2 separate regions of the Mus musculus genome follow, and region 1 is linked to region 2. The links are chromatin loops, found by intact Hi-C in ENCODE. Cell type or tissue: left cerebral cortex. All regions are shown on one strand. Links, peaks and the distances in the headings refer to the core of each region. The heading gives the core; the rest is flanking DNA.

What was found. Hi-C counts contacts between places; a loop is a spot of excess contacts. Peaks named below come from ENCODE experiments on the same cell type or tissue, not always from the same donor. Only the 100,000 strongest peaks of a DNase experiment are listed, where the experiment ranks them.
Region 1: a loop joins it to region 2, with 3 times the contacts of the local background. A loop is called at or near these places in 3 of 42 quality-filtered maps.

Annotation. Positions count from the first base shown.
Region 1 is chr17:66,938,828-66,948,187 of GRCm38, forward strand. It overlaps Ptprm (protein tyrosine phosphatase, receptor type, M), which reads right to left. Exons shown (of 31, transcript NM_008984.2): 10 at 5,301-5,502; 11 at 1,656-1,758. Among named protein-coding and RNA genes, the nearest start is that of Mir5709, 83 kb to the right of the region's middle. In left cerebral cortex, for the core only: no CTCF peak of the experiment used is centred there; DNase peaks (open chromatin) are centred at 4,193, 4,329, 4,855 and 5,868; H3K27ac peaks cover 658 bases.
Region 2 is chr17:67,006,871-67,016,230 of GRCm38, forward strand. All of the region lies in intron 7 of Ptprm (protein tyrosine phosphatase, receptor type, M), which reads right to left. Among named protein-coding and RNA genes, the nearest start is that of Mir5709, 15 kb to the right of the region's middle. In left cerebral cortex, for the core only: no CTCF peak of the experiment used is centred there; DNase peaks (open chromatin) are centred at 3,507, 5,173, 5,746 and 6,535; H3K27ac peaks cover 571 bases.

The DNA of each region.
Region 1 (9,360 bases), core at 855-8,854, 68 kb before region 2:
TGTACATTTTCATTTAATGGAAATTCGGGGTTTTTCAAATGAAAACATCCTGACCCATGGCTGTAAGAAAGAATACATATGCTTGTGCACTGAGCCTGACCCACGGCTGTGAGAAAGAATACATATGCTTGTGCACTGAGCCTGACCCACGGCTGTGAGAAAGAATACATATGCTTGTGCACTGAGCCTGACCCACGGCTGTGAGAAATGGCATGCCCATGTGCCTGGCACACATACAGAGCCTGGCTAGTAAGGGCATACACACAGAGCCTGCACAGGGCCTGGAAAATGGCTGGAAGAAGACATGGGCCTGGACAGAAACCGGAAATGGCTGCTTTGGGCCCCGTCAAATGATCAGACTTCCACAATGTACAAAAATCAACCCAGGGTGCCACACAGCATCAGATCATCCTCCCCCAGTGGTAACAGCATCAATGCCTAGCAGAGTGTGCCCATATTCATTGTTTTAGATAACTGTCCCTATGAATTGGCATAAATGGCTCAAAGAGGGACTGTGACACACAATTCAACAGGACACCAGTTGTTTTTAAAGAATTTTCAAGCTTTTTTTTAAACAAACAAACAAACATAAATCTTCACAATTCTACCCTAATACTATTCTCCTGTGATCTTTGGCTGCATGAGCCAAGATGTGTGTGTGTGGGTGTGTGTGTGTGTGTGTGTGTGTGTGTGTGTGTGTTTTATCAGACAGAACAAAACTCAACTATTTGTCACATAAAAAGGAAGGAGAAGTATGGTCACATGTCATCAGGATTTAAAAGGCTCATCAGATCAAATTCTCCAAACAGGAGCCTGGAGACAAACTGCACGCGGTCTTACTGTGAATGGAGATGCTATTCAGAATAAGGGATGGATGCAAGGGTACCGGTCCAGATAGGCAAAGGTGAAATATCCAATCCCATTGAAACAAGAGGAAGTTATACCTACAGAGACTGGTGATCCTATGCCAGACACACTCCCGGGATATTCGGAATCATTCCTAACTCATTCACTGTGAAGGCCCTGCCTACTTTGTGATTTCCTTTTAAACAGAAATCATAGTGGAATGAGAAATTCGGCCTAGATGTTGGTAATAAACTTAATTTCAAGTAAAGACTTCATGTTGATTTTCCCAGTATTTTTCTCTCCTTAAAAAAAAAAACAACAACAAAACTAATACATTAAATATGTACTTGGGAAATTAGTCAATTTAAAAATTGAATAAATATATGTTTTAAAAACCAGTTGATTTAAAGCTCAGAAAGCAATGTCCACCACTCCTGGGAACCTGAACTGCATGCAGAAAGCAGTTATCATTTGAGAGTCAAGATGCCTGGTTAAGAAAAAGGACAACAACCCTCTTTTGTTGGAGTATGCAGCATTTACATCCCCTTCCATGGTGGTCCTTGCATCTTCCTCAGACAGTTCCTTTAAGGAGACCTGACGAGGACGCAGCTTGGAAAACCGAGAAAAAGACTCTGGAGAAATTAGTGAACATGTTTTTGGAGCCAGTATGACCCTTTTGCTGTTGTTCCTTCCTTTGCCCCTCCCTTTCTGCTCCTCTCTCTGGCCCCTCCCTTGGTCCCTCCCTCTGGCCCTCCCACTGGCTCCTCCCACTGGTCGCCCTCCCTCTGGCCCCTCCCACTGCCCCTTACCTGACTGGAGCCCCTCTGCTTTGTGCAGGTTTCAGCATCACAGTCACTGTATTATCAGTCTGATTCAAAGGTGTCTCAAATTCATAGGCTGGCATGGATGGTGCTAGGGAAAAGGGATTAGATGGGAGACTTATTATTTCGTGCTGATTTTCTTCGTGATATTTTACTTATTTTACAAAGGACACTGAGAGCATACAGTAGTGATCAATCCACCACACCCAATGGATTCTTGGCAAAAGCAGGGAAGTGGGGAACACATGAGAAACAGAGAAAGAGCACAGCTTGGGTTTGGCTTTCTCTTCCATATAATGTTATTCAGCACAGGGGGTGTAGGTAACGTTAAATCTGGGGATGGAATTCAGTAGGTAGAGTGTTTGCATATCATACACTAAGCCCTGAGTTCAAGTCCTTGCATCGTATAAACTAGGCATAGTGGCGCAGGCCCAGAATCATGGCACTTGGGAGGCAGAGGCAAGAGGACCAGTCAAAGGTCATCCCGAGCTGCACGGTGAACTTGAGGCCAGCCTGGGCTGTGTGAGCTGGAGGTACAGGAATCCTCTCTGGGGCTTCAGCTTAGGAGTCTCTTACAACAGGAGCGACTAACCCCCATTGTTATGGTAGCTCGAAGAGACAGTTCTACAGGCAAAATAATCTACGGACCAGTTCTCTTCCTAACAGAAATTGTTTTAAAAGTTGTTTCTTTATTCTTGAGGATTTCATGCTTTTATACAAGGAAGCACAGGCATGTCCTTAGTTCCCTCTTCAACAAATCCTTCCCAACCTCATGTCTTTGTCTTTCTTCTTTGTTTTAAATAGCAAGTCTGGTTAGGGCCCATATGTGTATGGGTGTGGGCCCATCCACTGGAGCACAGGAAGTCCACCACTGACCACAGGTTTAAAATGAAGAAATAAAAGAATGATATTCATTCATTCATTCATTCATTCATTCTCTCTCTCTCTCCCTCTCTCTCTCTCCCTCTCTCTCTCTCTCTCTCTCTCTCTCTCTCTCTCTCTCTCACACACACACACACACACACACATGCACATCAGCTATCAATAATTTCCCAGCAAAGGGCCCTCTTTAGTTATTTCTGGCATTTTTTTCCCTCTAGAAACACTGTCTTAGCCTAGCCTATAGCAACTAGGCACTACAGCAATCTCTCCCCTCCTGAGAGATTCAGACAGACTCTCCACAGCATGGAGCTGTGATGCACGAGCCTCCAGTCTCCACCACCTGCAGGCAGGGGTGTCTAATGGGTCAGCTAGAGATCACTTTCTGTGAGCACACAAAATATCTTACCTGGGGGAAAAAACTTTTATGGAACAAATGTGAGTTATCAGCCACATCTATTAATTTTTTTCTAAATGTTCAAAGTCCACTCTAATTCCATTAAGAGTTGACTCTACTTTCCAACATGCAACTACGTGATGTGCTGGATCCAAGCATAGCTCCTTCCCTTAGGTGCATGAAAATAGAGAGTAGAGATGAGGAACTATAACCTAACCTCCTCCCTCTCTCCCCTTCCCTGAGCTGAGGTCTTGCTGTTTCCTAAGGCTGGCCCTGAAATTCTAGGATTAAGCAATCCAACCAAGGTTCCCTGAGTAGCTGAGAGCCAAGCCTCGCAATGTGGTTTTAATTCCATAAAAGTCAAATCATTACTTTGGGTGAGCTTGTATAGAGCAAATGAAATGTCAAGTTTCTTTGCTTTTGGATAGAATTTTATGAACTGGAGGTGGCCAGGCTCATACTCGTTGGAATTTTTATACAATATGTGGGAAAGTTTAATTATTTTTCTAATGGAACATCTCCCTTATGTTAATACTCACAGAAATATGCTCTGTATTTTGGGAAAAAAAAACTTTGTTGGAAGTAATGCTCATGGGTACACATACTCTCTTTAAGTCACCATGAAAACTTAACACAATAGGTAATACCATATTACTAGTGATGTACTCACTTAAGGTCATAGGACACAGAGCCAAAGTATCCCAGTGTTCCGGAATTCTTATTCTGTCCAGTAACTATTCTATGCAAGTGTTTGCCCACCTATGCCTTTTTTTTTTTTTAACCTCCCAAGTAAAACTTATTTTCCAACTCTGTTCTGGGATATATATTAGATTTCAAGTCAAGTCTGTGCACATAAAAACCTCAAGATGTATAAAAATATTCCTTAAGTTATAATTTAAAAAAAAAAACCCTTTTCTCTCCAAACCTCCTAGAGCACTTAAAATATTGAACCTTGATTTCCTTCTGTTTTCAAACAAACCATTTATAAACACAGAGATGAAGGGAAATAAATATTACAAAAAAAAAACCCATGATGAATATTACTGAACTAGTCCTTGGAGCTGGTGAGCCCTTTTCCTAACTCTCTACATTTTTATGTTTTGATATGGATATGTCGTGCTATCATTTGGATATAAAAATGTCACCAGGAAGCTTGGACGCTTGGTTCTTTGCATACAGTGCTTCGGAGTCCTGAGCAGCTCAGGAGACCGCGGCTCTTACCAAAGGACCTCCTGACTGATGAGCTTGTACCGGAAGAGACTATTAGGAAAGGCAGCCTTTCAGACTGATGAGCCAGACAGGGGAAGGATGTCAAGGGTGGATTTTGCCCCAGAATCTTTCCTGTATTGTCTGTCTTTCCAGTCACAGAGAGGTGTATAGCTATGTTCTATCATGTGCTTCTCACCAGGACGAGCAACAGCATCTCAGATCCAGAGTGATGGTGCCAGGCATCCATGGTCCGAGCCCTTTGAACCGTAAAGAAAAGCTCTCCTCTTTCAAGTCCCCCCCCCCCTTTTTTTTTTTCTCACCAGCTCTGAGGGCTAGTTCAGCAATACTTAACATGTTTTTTTTTTTTAAATTTGTATTTATTTCCCTTCATCTCCTGTTTTATAAAAGGTTTGGCTGAAACAGAAGGAAATCAAGTATTTTCATCACAGCGACAGAGGGATGACTAACAAAACACGCCACAAAAAGCTCAATCCAAAAAACCCAAATATTTCCCCACTCTCAGCCAAAGGGGAAAGAGAAAAGAAAAATAAGAAAACGTTCATGGAATTCTGTTTATTGTGGTTAAATATCCCATACCAGATGGCAAGCTAACTTCCTCCTGAGGAACACAGACGTTTTCTGCACAGGCGGATATGCCGGAATTATTCTTCAAACTATATATTTTGGGGGATGATATAATTGGATCTGCAAAAAGCTGGAGCACATGGGTGTTTGCTACCACTCTGCACGCTGTCTCTTTGTAGGAGGGAAAGCAACCAGAGGTGCAGTCTGAGGCCTGGTAGAGCGCATGTGCGGCTTTAATGCTGAGTTTGCGGTTTATGTCAGAGTCGCTCCAGCCCTGCTTCTCTGGTGACCAGAGAGAACCTCACCGGAACCTTCTGCATTGTACTGAAGTCCTTCAAGGAGAACTGGTAAAACTAGCCATGCCTAAATACAAGAGGGCCATATCCCAGACGCTAAATACACACGGCATTTATTGTATTCTATGAGTCTGTTTTAGGTACCCAGAGTTGTACTAATAAAATTTACCGCCGTGTTGTTTTTTTGCATTTTATCTCTATCTTAGCACTGAAAAGGCACAGAAACATCGCTTCTGATGCAAGGCATAACTCATCAGTGTATGATACCTGATATTTTTGTGGTGAACTGGTTTGTTGCCGGAGGTCCGAACCCCTTCGCTGTGCTGGCTCTGATGGTGAAGGAGTACGTCGTTCCAGGATACAGGCCAAAGAACAGAAAATGGGTTTCATTTCCCAGTTTTGAAACTCGCCCACTTTGGTTGGATAAATCTATTTCCGGGTCAAAGGAACTGACTGCTTTGTAGGTGATCTGCAAAGGAATAAGACCTCGATGACGATCTCAGAGAGCATGGATGGAGATCACATCTTTATCCCACAATGGCTAGATGATGCTTCCAAGCTCTGGTCCGCTGAGGAGGGATTGGGACTCAGCATGAGCTTATGAGTTGTAACCTTTCTAGAGGGAGGGACTTAGAGCCAGTAGGTTAGAATGTGAAGGATGTGTTTACCACAACCTGATACAGTGAAATTGTTTGATTTCAATGAGCCCTAACAGCTGATTTAGGGAAAATTGTTAATTGGTTAGAGTGACAGACACTGACAAGAACAGAGGCCTCATCTCGAATCTTTGGCCATGAATAGGATACTTGTATTTCCCAAACAAGGCCGCATTGAACTGTTTCCACCCATGTGGCTGTCAGTGTCCGCTCCAAAAATAAATCCGAGAGGCCTGCCAGGAAGTCTTGAGGCTGCAAATGGACAGCTATTATGGGTCAGAGCCATTGACATTTTTCAGAATATTGTCCAACAGCAGAACTGTCTGTCATGGTGGAAATTTTCTATTCCCCATTAATCAACACAGTGGCCAAATGCTACATGGGACCATTGAGAATGTGAAATATGGCTATGGAGATTAGGAAGTGCGCATTTCATTTAATTTTAATCAAATCAAATTGAGATTTAAATTGCTCCAAGTAACTAGCAGCTGTCCCAACCCCCTAACCCCGCTCCCCGAGAGGGTAACTCTAGATATATTCAAGATTCTCACCATGGAAATGGAATAGACATTCTCTCTTTTTTTTTTTTTTGAGATGAGACTGGAATGTTTGAAAATAAACGAAACATAGGTGCCTTTAAATTTTGCCTTTTCAAGCGATTTTAAAAAATGATTTCAATATGATAGTTCATCAGTTACTCAAGAGCACACACTTTAGTGGTGATTACTAACTTCTGCTGGTTGTAATGACATAATTTTTAAACGTGGCATATTCAAAAGTTTTAAATTGCAAAACTGAGCACTTTCCATGCTTCTAAATAAGTAAGCCTACTTGTAATTTATGTGCAAGAACGCTAACGCTGTTATTATACTGAGTGATAATTGACATTCTTTTTTTTCCTTATATTTACACCATGTCATTATAATTAAGAAGACCTCTCTGAAAGAATATTTAGATTGAATCACCTGGGCCTTGGAAAGGGAATGTTTGCCATGTATATTAATCACCGCAGTAGATGGCGTCACGGGAGTCAGGCAGACCTGCTAGTAACCTGCCTCTTGAACCTCTGGAGGCTGAGGAGGTTGAGAAGACAAGAAACCAGCTACTCCCAGTGGCCAGCAAGGACTGTAGTGGAGCCTCCTTTGTGTGCCTGCTTTCTGGATTAGCGCTCCATCCCGAACCCTCCAGAGTGGAATGTGGCAGTGTAGCCAGAGCCAACTGGGGCAAGAGTGGGGTTAAGGCATCATGGCCCAACCCCTGAAATCTTGTCCTAAGATTAGCAGGAATAGGACCCACCTCCCCACCTCATCCGTACCACTGTCCTACCAGAGGAGGTCACATGGCCCAGTAGCCAAGTTAGACTTCTTTTCCCCTTATACAGCCAGATCTAGCAGCAGTGGACTTCCTCCTCATGCAAATAATATGTCCCCAGCACCATGGCCCTGGTCAGTGATATATACTCACCCCAAAAGCTCCTACCATTCCCTGTTCCACACTAAATGAGCTGTCTCCTTGAACCTGTCTCCCCAAAGTCTGTTCTGTCCTGCTTGCTCACAGTCACCTGAGGTCTCATCTGCTCCCGGCCATTTCTACCTCAGTTCCCATCTCAGGATTGGACAATTGTGAGCCAATCGTGCCACCACAGGCAGGGAGGTGGTCTGTACAACAATTTATAAACTTGAACCATTTTCAGAGTGCCTCCGAATGTGTCCCCAGCACTGTGTTCTGGGGGTCTGCTTAGTGTCTCAATGCTGTTCCTGCCTTGTGAGGTGAGCAGGATGGTGGGGGGAAAGGGCGGCTGTAATCCCTCAGTTATGGTGAGTGGAATTATAGGGATGGCTACAGCACATAGAGGGCAATTCAGTCTTCTTGTCCACCCTACTGCTTTGGCTCTGGACATCAGCACAGCAAATGTGGAAAGGCTCAGACCCTTTGCTTCTTGCCTCAGACCTATGGACAGCCACAATCTTGCTGTGTTTCTGAATACACAAACGATGTATCATGCTAGTCTCTGCTCTGGGAGGGGACACTTCTGCACGGTACCATGGACACTGCTCTTGCTTGACTGCCTAGAACAGGACTGAGTTGCCTTAGTACTGAGCTCTCTACAGAGTCACATCCGCTGATACTGTTTATACGTTGACTGAACGAAGGAGCTGTGGCTAGCAGAAAGACCAGACACTGACTTTACGAAGTGAAGAACCTGGACTGGGTGTGGTGGAACTGAGGGATTCAACAATAAATAAAATATATCAGTTAGAAACACTATGGAAGAAACAAACGGAATGGTAATATAAGAAGCTTTGTCAGGGAGAAAGTCCACACAGCCATTCTAAATGCCTAAGGAAGAGATGCTGGCAAACCTGAGAAGTTTTGAACTCTATAAAGGACCAGTCAGGCAGTGGATTTGGGGTTAGAATCTAGATTAAGTCCTGCAGCAGGAGTTCTCTGGACCCAAGGAATGAACATGAAAGACCTATGAGGTCTCTTCAGGCTATGGGGGTTGGCATGGGCCCCTTTGTACTTAAATCTGCACATCAAGATAAACGATTTGGACATATCCAACAAGCAAACTTTGAACATTTTTGCTGTAAAAAAAATAAAACAGTTTGATTTGTTAAAACAACAACAACAACACACAAACAAATCTTTGTGGTTGCCAGGTGGTATTTGAATGGTTAATAAAGACAATAGAAAAGCCACAGGGAACTGTGGTAGAATGCAGTGGCTAGAACCATGTACATTATGTCTGACAGAATATAGTTTCACAGGCTAAAAAGTACATTTGGGTTGAGGCATCAAAAAGGAAAAAAATTCTAAAAGTTATGGGAAAATTAGACAGGCACTAGAGACAGGTCGCCAGTATGGAGAGGGCTCGGGCATGGTTTCATTTGGGTCCTGTTCAAAAGACCGTCCTCCTGATTGGAAGGAATGGAATGGTAAGTGCACATTTAAGGAAGGATGTGGGCATTGGAAATGTCTGTGTAGACAGGTACACATGACAGAAACAGGGTCCGAGAGAAGTCCGGGCTGGGAATGGAGATTCAGGAACAGAGAGAGAAGTGGCCCAGGGGAGGGAGATTTTGATGAGAACTCAGGTGACATTAGGTAAAAAATGGGTCCATCCATGCCTCACGTCAGAGTCACGCATCTGCCTGTTTGTTAATTCTCCTAAGTCCGGTGCTCCAAGTCAAGCTGCTGCAGTTGGGTTCCTACGTTGTACATGGCGATGAGTCATGGATGCTGTGAACCTACTGCTTAGTCTGAAATCATGGCTTAAATATGTTCGAGACAGAGGAGTATTCCTGTAATAACTATACCACCCTTTGGAGGAACTGAGTCATGTCTGATTCTTGCTTGTGGTCCCATCGTGATCTGTAACTACTTGGCCTTTGGTATATTTTCTGCGAAAGACGACTGGGGAGTGCCCGAGTGCATGCGAGTATTCACACTCTGGCAAAGTGGGGTCCCAGCTCCCCCCGGCACACACTGAGAAGCAAAGGCTTCTCTGATGGCCGCAACACCACAGGGGCTGATCGTCAGGTGGCCCCAAACTGACTCAGACTGGAGGTTTGTAGCCCTGTTTTGGCTTCAACCCTTTAATACTTTGGTAAAAATTACGGACTTCACTTCTCTTTCCTTACAAAATAAAAGGAGATAGAAACTCATGC
Region 2 (9,360 bases), core at 787-8,786:
AGGCAGGCTACTGTCGACATACTGTCACGTGGAACACCCTTTCTCGCTCTGCCCTGCAGGTCCTTCGAGGCTCACACCCAAAGTTCCCAGCTCGCTAGGCCCATTCGTGACAGCGGGGACATTTCTGCTGAGCTATTTGAACCTCGTTAGCCTGTTTTCTGTTCAGAATCAGTCACCAGACTTTTCTCCTTGTATTATTCCCAAGCATTTCCTATTATCCTTGACTCTCCATTCTAGACTCCAACTTCCGAGTGGGCAGGCTAAGTTCTTGAATCTTTTTTTCCATTCTCCTTGTGTGCCGTCTGAACAAACATTCTGGCAGCAGAAGGGAATGAGGTCAGCAGGCTCTGTGCGCATGAGCGTTGCCATGGAGTTCATGCAAAGGAGACAGGCAGGGCTTCCAGCAACAACACTTTTTTCCCCCAAAGGCTGCAAAACTTTGGAGCCAGGAAAAGCTGCATCCTCAGCCAGAGACACAGGAAGTCAAAAAGAACAATTCTCTATTTTTCCTCTGTCAACCAACCACATTATTAAATCCTAAAATACAAAGAAATAGCATGGCTGATTATTGAAATTTGGAACCAACACATACATGGCACTGGGATCGAGAACATTTTCCTCTCTTACTCTTTAACTATTTATTTCCACATACACTGAGTAAAGGCCTCTGATTTAAAGAGTGATCTTTTCTCCTTTTAAGACCTTTAAGCTGAAAGATCAAATCTCTCATTAACTCCTTCATGATCCTTTAATCCCTCTAGTTAGCCTTGAAAGCTGCAAATGTTGTTTTCTTACGAGACTGATTCTGTCCCACACAGGTCTGAATTAACAACCTCCCTGCTTACGCATCTAATCTTTTGCAGAGGCAGCAGAGGCCAGGAGGAGGCAGAAAGAGGACACACAAGACTTCATGGTAGGACCTGAGGATCCACATGTGACCAGAAGTCCTTCCTCAACTGTTAGGTCCTGCTCACCTCTTAATTCTCCATGGTCCACAAAGTAACCAAATGGCAAATACTGCTTATATATTTCAAAAAACATGGAGGAAATATGCCTCAGGGCACACCCTAATGGACAGACACAGAAGAGTTGTCACCTTAAGAATGCAAGATGGCCACATAAGTAGGAAATCACTTCTAGCAGAGGTACAGTGAAGCCATCACAGCCTTGAATTCAAATAAATGAAACGGGTTAATTTTTCTCCTAAAACCTTTAGCCAGGAGACAAGAGGCAACCAGTAGAAACAAAAAGGACAGCAAGAACAATTTAACATGTAGTTTCCCCCTCAATCTGAGCATTTTAGAGTTAGGCCTTCGGGTGGCTGACAGGTTAGTACTGAATCCCTCGGGCTATCACCAACAACGCATTATTCTTTCCTTCATCATTGTGGATCTGGACCCAAGGATCTCAGACATTTGACAGCCTGCTTTTGTCTCGGTTTTGTTTGGATGCCATGGATCGAATCTCTGGGCATGTCACCCCACCACCGAGCTATAGCCCCAGTCTAATTCCAGTTTCTATTAGTTACACCGTGACGGAGCAGAACTGACACGGTTGCATTTTTGATCCATTCCCCTGATGGCTTTGCTGGGCATGGCAGAGAAGATCACTTGACTTTGCTGTTCCAATGTACTTGGGAAAAAAAAAAAGAAGAATGTACTGATTCATTTTTGTAATGATATATATTTTTTAAAATTACAAAAGTCTTTAGTAATAATAAATTAGTCTCAGGGTTGTTTTTATGAATTCCTGGACGAGATTAAATGATTTCCTTAGTTTTTCGGCTAAATGGCAATTTCTAAAACTAGAGGTGGATTGTAGGTAGCTATGAGTTTTCAGAAGCATGCATAAGTCAGAGGGCTAAGGACAGTATTTACCTAAGAAATATTTGCTCAATAAAAAAATCTCATTATCTAAACTTGTGTGGTCCCAGAATCATATGTACCAGAGAACATGCAGAATGCCCCACCTGTGCTCAGAAACAATAAGCCAGGTGTGTGTGTGTGTGTGTGTGTGTGAAGTATGGGGGGTGCACTTGGGGGTGGAGTATAGGGAGACTACACAGGGATGGTCATCAGCTGGAGTGACAGAGTTTAATAGGAGAAATGGATTAGATCCGGTTTTCCCCTTGAGGTAAGGTTGACAGTTTCAGGAGAAGTGTGTTACTTTGTGAATATCTCAATATTTATTTGTTCTATAGCTAGGAAAAAAATCTTAAAAGTAAGATTTCAGAGACTTCTTAGCGGAGATACCTACTAAGGCTCACACAAAGATCTGGGCATGTTGGCAGATGGCTGCAGTCCCAGGGAGTCCGAGGAAGGAGTATGTTCATTTTCTGGACCAACCTGGGCCACTTAGTCCTTCGTGAGACCCCCTAGGCCAGCCTGCGGAGCTTAATCTGTACTAAGACCCCCATCTCAACACCACACAGCAGGGGCTGGAGCTATGGCACTGCAGTTAGGAGCCTTTCTGGATCTTCCGGAAAGTTTGGATCCTAGCGCCTACCTAGGCAGCTCACAACTGCCTATACCACGAACTCTCAGGAAACACCTAACACCCTCTTCTGCTCTCATACTATCACACACATATGATAGACACAAAGACATAGCTACATAAAACAAATCTTTAAAAATTATTTAGAAAAAATAAAAATACAAATGAACAGCAATGTAGTGGCTATTCCTGGTTGTCAACTTGACTATATTTGGAATGAAGTACAATCCAGAATTGGAAGGCTCACCAGTGACCCTTATCTGGAGGCTTGGAGATAGAAGTTTCTGATCTGGATCTTTGTATGGAGATCTTGAGCCTTAGTGGCTATGGATTCCAGAAGATTAAATCTCTGAGTTCAAGGAACACACCTTTAATCTGGGCTACACCTTCTGCTGGAGACAATATAAGGACATTGGAAGAAGGGAGTCTAGCTCTTGCTCTTGCTCCTTCGCCTGCTTGCTGTGTGAGACTGAGTAACTGCTAGATCTTTGGACTTCCATTCACAGCTGCGACTGAACCATTGTTGGGAATTGGGCTGCCGACTATAAGTCATCAATAAATTCTTTTACTATATAGAGACTATTCGTAAGTTCTGTGACTCTAGAGAACCCTGACTAATACAAGCAACAACAACAAAAAAATCACCCATACGAAGAACCAAGATCGGGCAGGGGGCATGTTCCACAGCCCGTGGCTGATACACATGCAGGGTGGTGCTCTAGATGAAGGAGATCATATGCGTCACAGTGGGACAACTGCATGGCTGTTGGGGTTTCTTAAAGTAGTTACCTCTCCCCCAACACACACACATACACACACACACACACACACACACACACACACACGGACCAGGAGCTGACTTCCCGAATGACACACAGGGCCACATTTTATGAGGGAGTTTAAATCCCACTGAGGACATTTGTATTCATAAGAGTTCATGGGACAAAGCCACGGAGAAGTAACTCACACAGTAGGAGCTACTGGCTATACAAAAGACACTTAGTATTCAAGACACACCATCTGGGTGGTAGCCAATAAGGCCTGGCAGAGCTGGTTTGGAAGAGAATAAATTATGTATTCCACCCTGTCCCCCATCCCCCCCCCCCAAGGTCCCAGCAACCACAGATATCCGCTGGAGGAGGACATGATGAGATCTCTTCCTCACATTCTGCTAAATCACCGTAAAACCAAATAAATTAGGTTCCTGCTTAAACATGGAACTCCACAGAGCCACTGTGATCCAGGGGACTTTCTGAAAGACGACCCCATCTCGGTTACGACTCCTGAAAGTACCTTTAATAAGGGAAAAGGCCACTTAGCCCATCATTAGAGAATAGAACGGCGTAACAGACCAAAGACTGAAGCCAAATTTAGCTGCATGATGATAATAGCAGAGGCAAAACTTCTGGAACTTGAGACCAGGAGAGAGGAAGATGTGTGAGTAGCCCTGGGTGAACCTGACATCAAAGAGATGACCCATGATAAAAGCATCAGAAAGAGGAAGGGAGGAAGGGAGGGAGAGAGGGAAGGCGAAAGGGAAGAAGGAAGGAGGGACAGAAAGAGGAAGGAGAGGGGAGGGAGTGTGGGTCTTGGTTCGCAGGTTGAGGGTACAGTCTTAAAGTAAGCAAGTCACAACCTTGGGAAAAGGAGGTGGCTCAGAGAACATTAGATGTCCCTTCCCAACTTCCCCTTTCCCTGTTCATTTCATTCTGAACTGAGTTCATGGAATAAAGTTGATCGTATTCAGGATGGAGTTTTCCATCCCGGTCATCCTGATCTCCAAAATCTCTTCAGGACATGCCTCTGAGGGTTTGTATCTGTGGCAGTTCTCAATCTCAGGGAGTTAACAGCAGAGATCAGCCACCACACCTGGCCAGGGTAAATCCTGCTAGCTTTAAGGCTTTGATGCGTGGTCTCTGGGGTCTGTATGTTAAATGGCCCGTGGTAGTATCTGGAGCCTTGGAGAGCTGGGGCTTGCTCCAAAGTCCTCTGATCTTACTTGGATGGATCCTTTGAGGTAAGATTAAGATATTCCATTCTTTCTGTGCTTCTCTGAGATAAAGCTGTACCTGCTGCGACATGTTCTCATTGGGACTACACTTACCACAGCCTGTAAGGCAATGGGTCAGTCAACCTCAAACTGAAATATCAAAAACTTAGCCATATCTTTTTCTTTTATGAAATTGAGTGCCTCTGGTAATTTGTTATGGTAACATTAACAGGAATAACACAAGACAGAGTCTTGGTCCGAAACTATAAGCTGGTAGGTATCCACGTGCAATTTAGGGAAAGGTCTTCAGTGTGCTATTGAACTCACCTGTAACATAGCAATCATGTCAAACTCAACCACAGGACTGTGATGGAGTTACTTATGTAAATATTTTTGCAGAAGTAATCTACATATTAAAATTAAGCAGAACTTCTACATCAGAAGGCTAGGGCCAGACAACAGAAACTCCCCGGAGAGAGGACTTTGGGCGAGGTCTCAGAGTATTAAAAGACAGGAAGACATGATGACTTTCCAGGCATACGCTCAGATGAGGTTGGACAAGCAACCCAGCTCATTTGTAATGAGGCAGGCCTGATTCTTGCAGGCTGGGCTATGACTCACTCACAGCTTTGCTGGCCTGCCTTCTGTGTGGTACCATGGAGGTGTTCTCTAGTCATGCCCAAAGGACCATCCTTTCACAAGCTCTGAAATAAATTTAGCACCAAGCTCTAGAAGCAGCCAACACCCCTTTGGAAAACACAATATAACATATGCTCATCATTTACATAACCAGACAGCTGGAGTCTACAGAAATGCAAATTCTGCCATCACTTAAATGTGAAGTGGAAGAAACTCTTTTCCCTGAAATGCAAGGGAGAGGGACAACAATTTGAGGGAAAGGTGATCAACAAATCCAACCCGGTGCACATAAAACAGAAATTCAAATTTCCTCCAAAGGTACACAGATGGCGCGTACACATATGAGCTCTATGTGTTTAGCTTCTGGGGCTTCAGCATGCAGCCATGTGGCTCCTGAGGACTCTCCAGTAGGGTCTCTCCACATCAGAGTGCATTCCATTGAGTGGAGTTCTGGAACGCTCCCCACCCCCCACCCCCACCCCTGGCCTTTATCTTTCCTTCATTCTGCTTGGATTTTTTTTTCTCTTCTCATGGAGGCAGTTGGTTGGTTGTTGGACTGAATTACTGGGAGCTACAAGCAATATTAACCCAGTCCAACCTTATTTTTGCAACTCAGTTCAGACTCTGTAAGCGCCCCGTCCCCCATAGGCAAGCAAACAGCCAGTCAAAATATGCTAACTTGTGCCAAACGCTACTGACATGAATTGCCTGAGCAATCTTTCTACCCAATTTTCTATAAGACAGACATCCCTCACAAGGTGCACACACACACACACACACAGATATTTATCCAAACACACATAATTTGGGAAAAAAAGGGGGGGAGGCAACAGAAAAATCCAGCAATTGCAAAATTACTGTTTCTATGAGTCTCTTTCATTATTTTAAAATAAAGCGTTTATCCAACATGCAACCTCTTGATCCCCATCTCTAATTGAGTGGCTGCCTTGAATTTAAAGCCCAAGTTGCTTTCAGCCCTCAGAATAGTCCCTTAACTCATTCTCAAATCATAGAGAGTGATTTAGATTCTAGAATGTTCCGGGGACAGCTGAGATGTCTCCTCTGTCCTGTTCTCTGGGGCCATATTAGGCTCGTGGAGGTTAATAGGTCAGTCTGCAAAGAAAGGATTTCTATTTCTTCAGAGAGATATATGTCCTCTGTACAGCCAACACTGGCCCAGCAGAAAGAGTTTCAATAAGTGCCCCTCAAGGCTGGAAAGATGCACTCAGCTCCCATGTGCAGAACTGTTATAGTATTCCCTGAGCTTCAGACAGGAAATGAGTGACTGGCTGAACTCGGAGCTCCTATAGGGAAGAAAAGGAAACTGAATGTTTCTCATCTTTCTTCCCCAAATTTCTTGAAATAGAATGTCCACAGGCAAAGGGCCAAGAGGTAGGCACAAAGAGAGCATAATTAAGGCACGCCACTTGCGTGTGGGAGGCCCTGAAACATGTTTGCAAAGAAGCTGTCGAACAAATGCTGCAATTATATGGATGTAAAGAAACACACCATCTCTTAGAAGCTTTAATGAATGCGCGTGATGTAATTAAGTCCCTGAACTTCCTTTGGGGATTTGAGCTTCTATGGCTGCACTTTACAGAATTAAAAACTGTTGCTTTGACTAGTAACCACTGAAATGACGCAGCAGGTTGGGTTGGTGTCTGAATGTACCTTCTGCAGGTAGGACAGGCAGGAAGCCACAGGCTCCCCTTTCATTTTCACGTAGAGTACACCAACCCTGTCCTCTCTACTGGAAGTACAAGGCCTGCAGTTATTAGCCATGGTAAAATAAAAACAGTATGCTTCAGTCAGTTCTAATTGTCATCTTGACAGAAGGTACATTCACTTGGGAGATGGACCTCTGGGGAGATATTTTGACTATGTTATCTGAGGTGGGAAGCCCTAGACCACTGTGGGTGGCACCATTCCTTAAGCAGAGAATTCTGGACTGTAGTAAGAGTAAAGAAATCCTTACCCCTCATCAAGGAGGAGTCTGTTTGCAACAGACAGAAAACTACAACCAATCAAAATGCAGAGGCATGGAGTCCAGCCCTAACTGATACATCTACAACACAACTCTTGAACCTATGGCTCAGAGATCATGTGGAGGAAAGGGCAAATATTTTAAGAGTCCGAGGAACAGAGATTTTGCTGTGAGATCGCGTCTTCTAGGAATATCAGAAGCTACACCCATAAAACCTTACGAAGACTGTGAGGGCATTATCTTCATAAGGACAACACAAACAGACATGTTAACATAGATGAGGGGTAGGTGGCTCACAAGGACTCAACTAGACACAGAAGAATGGGCAACTACAGAATGCTCACTGTGGGAGAAATAGTCTTCCCCAGGAAAAAGCATGGCGGTGGATTATTTAATACCAAGTGGTCAGCCCTGGAAGCACATACCTAAGAGTGCCAGCGCAGGCCAAGAAGCAGAGAAAGGTGAGGACCACCTGCCCTGAGCATCACTCGGAGTGCCCTTTATTCTGCCTGTGCTCCTAGTCCCTGGGACGGTGCTAGCCACAGCCAGCTAATCCCCCTGAAACATCCAGAGTGCTCCGCTCACCTGGGCTCGTCAGAGTTCCATCAAGTTGATAATGAAGACTAACTGTAACATTAGCCACAATTTGCACCCCACTCTAGGAATCCACTATGGAGCTGTTATGTCTTTATAGCTGCAGAGTGCTGGGCCCTGCTCACTTATGTCCTTATCATACTGCCAATGGCTGGGTACCAGGGAGCTAGCATCTGCTCAGGACAGATCATATCTGGAATGAATTCCTTGCTCTGTTCCCTGACTGAGTCTCCCTGATAGCAGGCTAGCTAGCCTCTTTTGGATGTTAGCTCTATAGTGTTTTCTGGGGGTTTCAGAAGCCAAAATCAGGTAAGGAAAAAAAAAAAAAAACTAATGTCATGAAGACATACTGAGATGTCTTCGTGTGGCATTCAGCCACCTAAATGTCTAATTACCGCCATTTTCAGGTATCTGATTTTTTTTTCTCCCTGCTTTTGGTAGGAGATTCACAAATCTAAATATGTCAGGCATGGTGAATAGATGAACTACCTACAGCTTTTGTATGATCTCATCTGAGATGGTCCTGCACAGTCAAAATAATCAGAGGCAGCTTTTAACAGTAGCTCTTTTTTAAATTCTAAAACTTAATGACATTAACTGAGGTAGAACAGTTTAAGGAAATGTCAATTATAACACACAGCAGGTGCTGACAAGCCGGAAACCATTCATCTGTCTTAGAGGGTTATTTGTTCAAGTTGGAAAGTGTGTGTGTGTGTGTGTATGTGTATGTGTGAGTGTGTGTGTGCTCGCATGAGCACATGTGTGTGCTTTAATGCATGCATGTGTATGTGCTCACATGTGCAGGTATGTGCTGGCATATGCACATGTATATATGTGCTTTCATGCATGGGTGTGTATGCTTGAATTCATGCACATGTGTGTGCTCGCATGCAGGTGTGTGCTTGCATGTGCACATGCGTGTGTCTCTGTGTCTGTGTTTTATGCATGTGCACAGGTCCATATCCTCTGAGTGCACATATGTGAGGGTGCATGTGAGGAGATGCACACACATGTGCAGAAGGAAGAGGACAGTCTCACATGCCATTCCTCGGGTCTAGTCCACTGACGTTTTATCTTGAAACTCACTCAAACAGGCCAGGCTGGCAGGCTAGAGAGCTCTAGCTGTCTGTCTACCTTTGCTTCCCCAGCACTAAGAATACCAACACACACCATTGTGCACAGCTCTCTTTTGTCTGTGTGTGTCCTGGGAACTGAACTCAAGTGTTTATTGACTGAGCTAACTTCCCAATTCCCAGGAAGGCTAATGTTAAAGCTTGACTATACTGCAGGCTTTGCAAATGCCTGGCATTAGTACCTTGTATTACAGGTTCCTGTTAAACCAATAACCTATGGGGCCATATCTTGACCTTCATCACGAATTCTTGTGAAGAGCATGGAGCATGGGCCAGTGAGCCATGTGTTCTTGGAATCATCTCATGAGTTTTCCTAATTTTGAAATGGGTACTAAAGGAAGCTGGAAACATTACAAAACATAGCAAGTTCCTGCCTGGACATGCGAACTTTCACTTTTCTGAATAAAATGACCTTGGTCAAAGCCCTTAGCCCATACTCAACTGAAGGGAGATGGTTGCTGTCCTCTCTAGGTTCTGACAGCCTAAGGCCTGATCCTACAAAAATTGACCACTGTTCCTATATGGAA